Linked DNA regions of Homo sapiens: region 2 is linked to region 1. Evidence: read pairs that join two places in POLR2A ChIA-PET (ENCODE). Cell type or tissue: Caco-2. All regions are shown on one strand. Links, peaks and the distances in the headings refer to the core of each region. The heading gives the core; the rest is flanking DNA. Region 1 overlaps ST6GALNAC1 (ST6 N-acetylgalactosaminide alpha-2,6-sialyltransferase 1). Region 2 overlaps CYGB (cytoglobin).

Region 1 (2,803 bases), core at 230-2,729:
AATCCTTCAAAAATACCTTCTAGACCATTTTTCTTAGAAAATACACACATCTCCAGCAGTGAGAGGCCCTCTTTTTTTTTTTTTTTTTTTTGAGACGGAGTCTCACTCTGCTGCCGGAGTGCTGGAGTGCAGTGGCATGATCTCAGCTCACTGCAACCTCCACCTCCCAGGTTCAAGCCTCAGCTTCCTGAGTAGCTGGGACTACAGGCGCATGCCACCAGGCCTGGCTAAGTTTTTGTATTTTTAGTAGAGACAGGTTTTCACCATGTTGGCCAGGCTGGTCTTGAACTCCCGACCTCAAGTGATCTACCCACCTCGGCCTCCCAAAGCGCTGGGATGACAGGCGTGAGCCACTGCGCCCAGCCAATAATTTCATTTCACTGTTCCTAAACGTTGAAAGTAATGCAGGTTCTCATAGAGTTAAAAAAAATACAGAAAGGTGAAGCAGGAAGTGAGGGTCTCCCTATTATACCTCCACCTCTATCCACTCTTCAAGGTGACCACTCTTGACACTTGAGGGTACACGGAATTCTATTATTATGTAGCTAACACTGCTATAGTATTTACTATGAGCTAGCCCCTATTCTAAGTGCTTGATATACGTTAACTCACTAATTCTCATTATTAGGACACTGAGATACACAGAACTGAAGTGATTCTCCCAAGGTCACCCTGCTAGTATGCGGCAGGGCCAAGATTCAAACCCAGGCATTTTGGTGCCATACCCTGTGCTCATTACCTTTATGCTATACAAGCCCGATAGATAGATGATAGATAGATAGATAGATAGATAGGCAGATAGAGAGAGAGAGAGATAGAGAGATAGGCAGATAGATGGACAGATAGATGGATAGATAGATGGAGATATAGATATCTATATATAGTATGGAGATATATATACAATATATACGCTATATATTGATATACTATATGTCAATATGTAGCATGAGAGATATGTATATATAGATATATTGTATATATAGATATAGATATATACACATATATATCATATAGATTTACATATATATGCACAAGAGAGCTTATATATATATCTCATATATACGTATATATACATATATATGTATCTCATGCTACATATTGTTCCACAGGTTGACCTTGTAAGTCACACTATATCATGGACATCTTTCCATGTCGGGACATACAGGTCCACTCCCTTCTTTCAACAGTTGCTTAGCATTCCACAGGGTAGGTACTGTTTACTTAACCAACCCCTATCAAGTTTCTCACATACCTTTGAGCACTTGCGTAAGTGATTTCCGGGTAGATTTCTTGAAGTGGAATTGCCAAGACAATGCATATGTTTACATGAAATGTCAGTGGACACCATTGAATTGTTGTCTCAGAATGCTACACTGACAGGTGCAAGTTTACTTTACCTCCCAGGACCACACTGGCTTTCATTAGGGTTTTGAAGTCTTAATCATCAGATAGGTGAAAGTGTTTCTCTTTTTAATTTGCATTTCTCAGATCACTGATGTATTGAGAATCTTAACTTTCTTAGTCATTTGTACTTTTCTATGAATGACCTGTTCATATCTTTTCTTCCTTTTTATTATTTTTTTCATATTTGTAGGAGCTTTTTGTATATTAGGGATATTAACCTTTTTATCATATATGTTACAATACTTCTAAATGCAGTGGGATAATTTAGGAATCAGAGAGACTGAAGGGTTGAGGAGGATTTATTATCATTATTAAGGTGCACTGGCCCAGTCACATTAACATCCAAAAAAACTGAGCCCCGAACAAAGCGTCAGGTTACCTTTTAAGCATTTCGTGGGGCAGGGGGAGATCTGTGCAGGGGGAAGCATATTACAGAAGCAAGAAACAAAGACAGTTACTCAATTGAGACATGCATTACATCATTTCTTACTTTTCAAGGAAAAATATGTTTTACGACTTGAGTTTATCTGCCTAGTGACCTTGCAGCTACACAGCTGCAGAGACAAGGTCTTCACAATGCCTGGGAAAGGGAGAGATAAGGCTCACTGGCCACAGACAGAAAAACAGGCAATTAATTTTTAAAGGATTCCACCTCTTTTTGTTTCTTAGAGGGAATTGGGTTTTTTTTACATACATCTGAGTTTTTGCTTACACATTCTTTAATTTCTTTTAATTCCTGTTTCAAAATATCTTCTTCAGCCTGATATTTGTTTGGTTTTATTTCACTGTTTGTGATATCTTTTGTCATACAGAAGTAATTGTTACATCAATAACATGTGTCCATCTTTTCCTTTGTGGTCACCGGACTTTGTGCAATTTTTAGGAAGGTCATTCCCAACCCTAATATTATATACATTTTCTTTTACACTTTCTATTAATATTTCTGTACTTTTGTTCTTTAAGCTTAATAAGAATCCATCAGAAATTTTCTTTTGTGTATGATGTGAATATAGGTTTGTATTTGTTGGAACACTTGATCGCAACTGACAAAAACCCAAGACAAGCTAGCTTAGATAAGAAGACAGGGGAGGAGAGAAACTCAGAGGGTTAGAGTCCTCCTGGGGCGATGTTTTGGGGTGGGAATGGGCTGCCTGAGAGTCACTCATAGTGACCGGGCCTGGCCTTCCCAGCAGATGCCACATGCCCTGGAGTTAAGGGGCAAATGTTAAGTAGAGCGATGCCTGGTTCTGGTCTAGAGATTTCTGAAGGCAGGAAGTTGTTGGAACTGTCCACGATGTAATGTACCTGGGAAGAGGCAGAACCACCCTGCCCCTCCCTCCCAGGTCTTCACAGCCCAGAAGGCAGTGGAAGGAAAGTTCAGCACTTCCCGGTGGGAGGG
Region 2 (2,803 bases), core at 254-2,753, 110 kb after region 1:
TCTCAAACTCCTGGCCTCAAGTGATCTTCCTGCCTTGGCCTCCCAAAGTTCTACAGGCATGAGCCACCACACCTGACCTTTTATTATTATTATTATCATTATTTCTTTGGATTCAGGGTCTCACTCTGTCACCCAGGCTGGAGTGCAATGGCACAATCTTGGCTCCCTGCAGCCTTGGCCTCCCGGGTTCAAGTGATCCTCCCACTTTAGGCCCCTGAGTAGCTGGAATCAAAGGTGTGTGCCACCACACCTGGCTAATTTTTTGTATTTTGTAGAGACAGGGTTTGCCACATTGCCCAGGCTGGTCTCAAATGCCTGAGCTCAAGCAATCCACCCGCCTCGGCCTCGTAAAGTGCTAGGATTATAGGCGTGAGCCACCGTGCCCGGCCATATCATTATTTTTTATTGCAATTGTAAAACCTCCAAAGTCTGAGATGCTTGTTTAAGTCCAAATTGGGTTTTTCACATTTGTCCCTCATTACAGTGCTTCTCCAGAAAATTCAATGTATTTTCAGACCCGTCGCCTCACGTGTCCTCACCCGTGTATCCATGAAGCAGTGAGCGGGGGCCCTCCTCTTGCCCTTCTGCAAACAGGGAGCTTGTGAAGCGGTTTGCCCAAGGTCACAGTTGGCCTCTGAGAGGGGCCCTCCTGAGTCTCCACACAGACTGTGCCCTGGTCACTGTGCAAACTTCCCCGCCAATAGCAGTTCCACCAGCAGCAGGGATGACCCGGCCAGATGCCCTCTCCGCATCTGTTCCAGCCCTCACATCTGAGACTCGACTCCTGGCCAAAGGGCTACTTCCGCAAATTATCAGCTCTCTCTGATCGCAAAGGGGACACACGAAGGGGCAGAACAACCTGGAAGAACAGGTCCAGGCCACTCCATACATTTTCTGGGGATTCACTTAAGTTATTTAAGTTCTGATTGAGTCGGTGCCCATGTCTCACATGACATCCAGCCCCGACAGGGAGGGGAGGTGAAAAAGTCATTGTCGGCCGGGCGTGGTGGCTCACACCTGTAATCCCAGCACTTTGGGAGGCTGAGGCAGGCGGATCGCCTGAGGTCAGGAATTTGAGACCAGCCTGGCCAACATGGTGAAACCCTGTCTCTACTAAAAATACAAAAAATTAGCTAGCCGGGCGTGGTGATGGATGCCTGTAGTCCCAGCTACTCAGGAAGCTGAGGCAAGAGAATCACTTGAACCCAGGAGGCAGAGGTTGCAGCGAGCCAAGATTGCACCACCACACTCCAGCCTGGATGACAGAGTGAGACTCCATCTCAAAAAAAAAAAAAAAAAAAGCCATTGTCATTTTTCACACTGCAGGGCCCCAGCTAGGGCAGGGGGTCAGAGGGTGCGTGAGAGCCTTGGGATCCAGTCTGACACGCTGGAAGGAGGGCAGGGAAGGTCACCTGAGTAGTGCCAATGGCCTCAGGGGCAAAGCATTTCCCCTGGGCCAGCCTGCTCCAGGTAAGGCATGTCTGACACAGGAAAAGGGTAGTAGAAAGGAATGTGGCTCACCCGAGGAACATTTTCCCAACTGTAAGTAAAGCCGCTGAGCCAGGACAGGGATGATGCGAGTATAGTGGGGAATGTGGACATGAGTTTGAAGAAGCGGGTGGGGGACAGTTCAGAAGTCTGGAATGCCCGGTTAAGGAGTTTCACTTTGGCAGACAATAGGGAGCCATTGAATGTTTTTGAGCATAAGCATGACTTCATGAAAGCAGTATTTTGGGAGAGTCAGAACAATTTCAGTCCAACTAGAGAGGATTTAATTTCAGATCAACTCATGATTCCAGAACCTGAGTTCTTACCCTCTCGGCTATGACTAGAGCAGGGCTTGAAGGGGGTGTAGAGTTTGGGAAGGAAGCAAGAAGCGAGGAAGACAGAGGCCTAGGAGATGAAGCCGCCAGCCTGAGCAAGCCTGGCAGATAGACATGGCCAGACTTGGTAGGGGTGAGCCGGCTTGGCCAGAGGGAGGAGGGTCTATGCTGAGGTCTACTGATGGTAGTGAAAACAGTGACGGTGCGGGGGTGGGGAGCACTGCGGTCCACTTCTTCAGCCCCCACTATCCTGGAAGCTTCAGGGTGGGCCCGAGGCAGCCTCCAGCTTCAGCGACCACCCCTGTTCCTCTTGCCAGGTTCTTTGTGAACTTCCCCTCGGCCAAGCAGTACTTCAGCCAGTTCAAGCACATGGAGGATCCCCTGGAGATGGAGCGGAGCCCCCAGCTGCGGAAGCACGCCTGCCGAGTCATGGGGGCCCTCAACACTGTCGTGGAGAACCTGCATGACCCCGACAAGGTGTCCTCTGTGCTCGCCCTTGTGGGGAAAGCCCACGCCCTCAAGCACAAGGTGGAACCGGTGTACTTCAAGGTATGCGCCCCCATCTGCTGCAGAGCCCCCACCGCCCACGCGTCATGGCCATCTGCAGCTCGCAGGCTCTGCGACGGCTCTCTGGAGCAACAGAGGTGATCCCCGGAGTGGCTGCGAGAGGGAGGGGCAGTGCCCGGCAGCAGGATGGAGGGGCTGGGTCCAGGGCAACCCTTGTCCTGAGAGCACGGGGTTCCCAAAGCTGCCAGACTGTTGCGTTAGGAATGATCCTCTCGGCCACACGTGGGGCGGAGGGGCCTGGGGGTTGCAGGACGCAGGGCGCCCGGGCGTTCACTCCCCCTTCCTCCCTTTGCCCCCAGATCCTCTCTGGGGTCATTCTGGAGGTGGTCGCCGAGGAATTTGCCAGTGACTTCCCACCTGAGACGCAGAGAGCCTGGGCCAAGCTGCGTGGCCTCATCTACAGCCACGTGACC

Evidence for each region. ChIA-PET counts read pairs that join two places held together with the same protein. Peaks named below come from ENCODE experiments on the same cell type or tissue, not always from the same donor. Only the 100,000 strongest peaks of a DNase experiment are listed, where the experiment ranks them.
Region 2: POLR2A ChIA-PET joins it to region 1 with 6 read pairs; 5 of 35 experiments call an interaction of 5 or more read pairs at or near these places.

The regions. Positions count from the first base shown.
Region 1 is chr17:76,640,211-76,643,013 of GRCh38, reverse strand. All of the region lies in intron 1 of ST6GALNAC1 (ST6 N-acetylgalactosaminide alpha-2,6-sialyltransferase 1), which reads left to right. Among named protein-coding and RNA genes, the nearest start is that of ST6GALNAC1, 2.1 kb to the left of the region's middle. In Caco-2, for the core only: no CTCF peak of the experiment used is centred there; DNase peaks (open chromatin) are centred at 1,263 and 1,963.
Region 2 is chr17:76,531,029-76,533,831 of GRCh38, reverse strand. It overlaps CYGB (cytoglobin), which reads left to right. Exons shown (of 4, transcript NM_134268.5): 2 at 2,141-2,372; 3 at 2,690-2,803. It also overlaps a transcript of PRCD not described here. Among named protein-coding and RNA genes, the nearest start is that of CYGB, 5.3 kb to the left of the region's middle. RefSeq lists an enhancer at 2,458-2,803. In Caco-2, for the core only: no CTCF peak of the experiment used is centred there; a DNase peak (open chromatin) is centred at 1,563.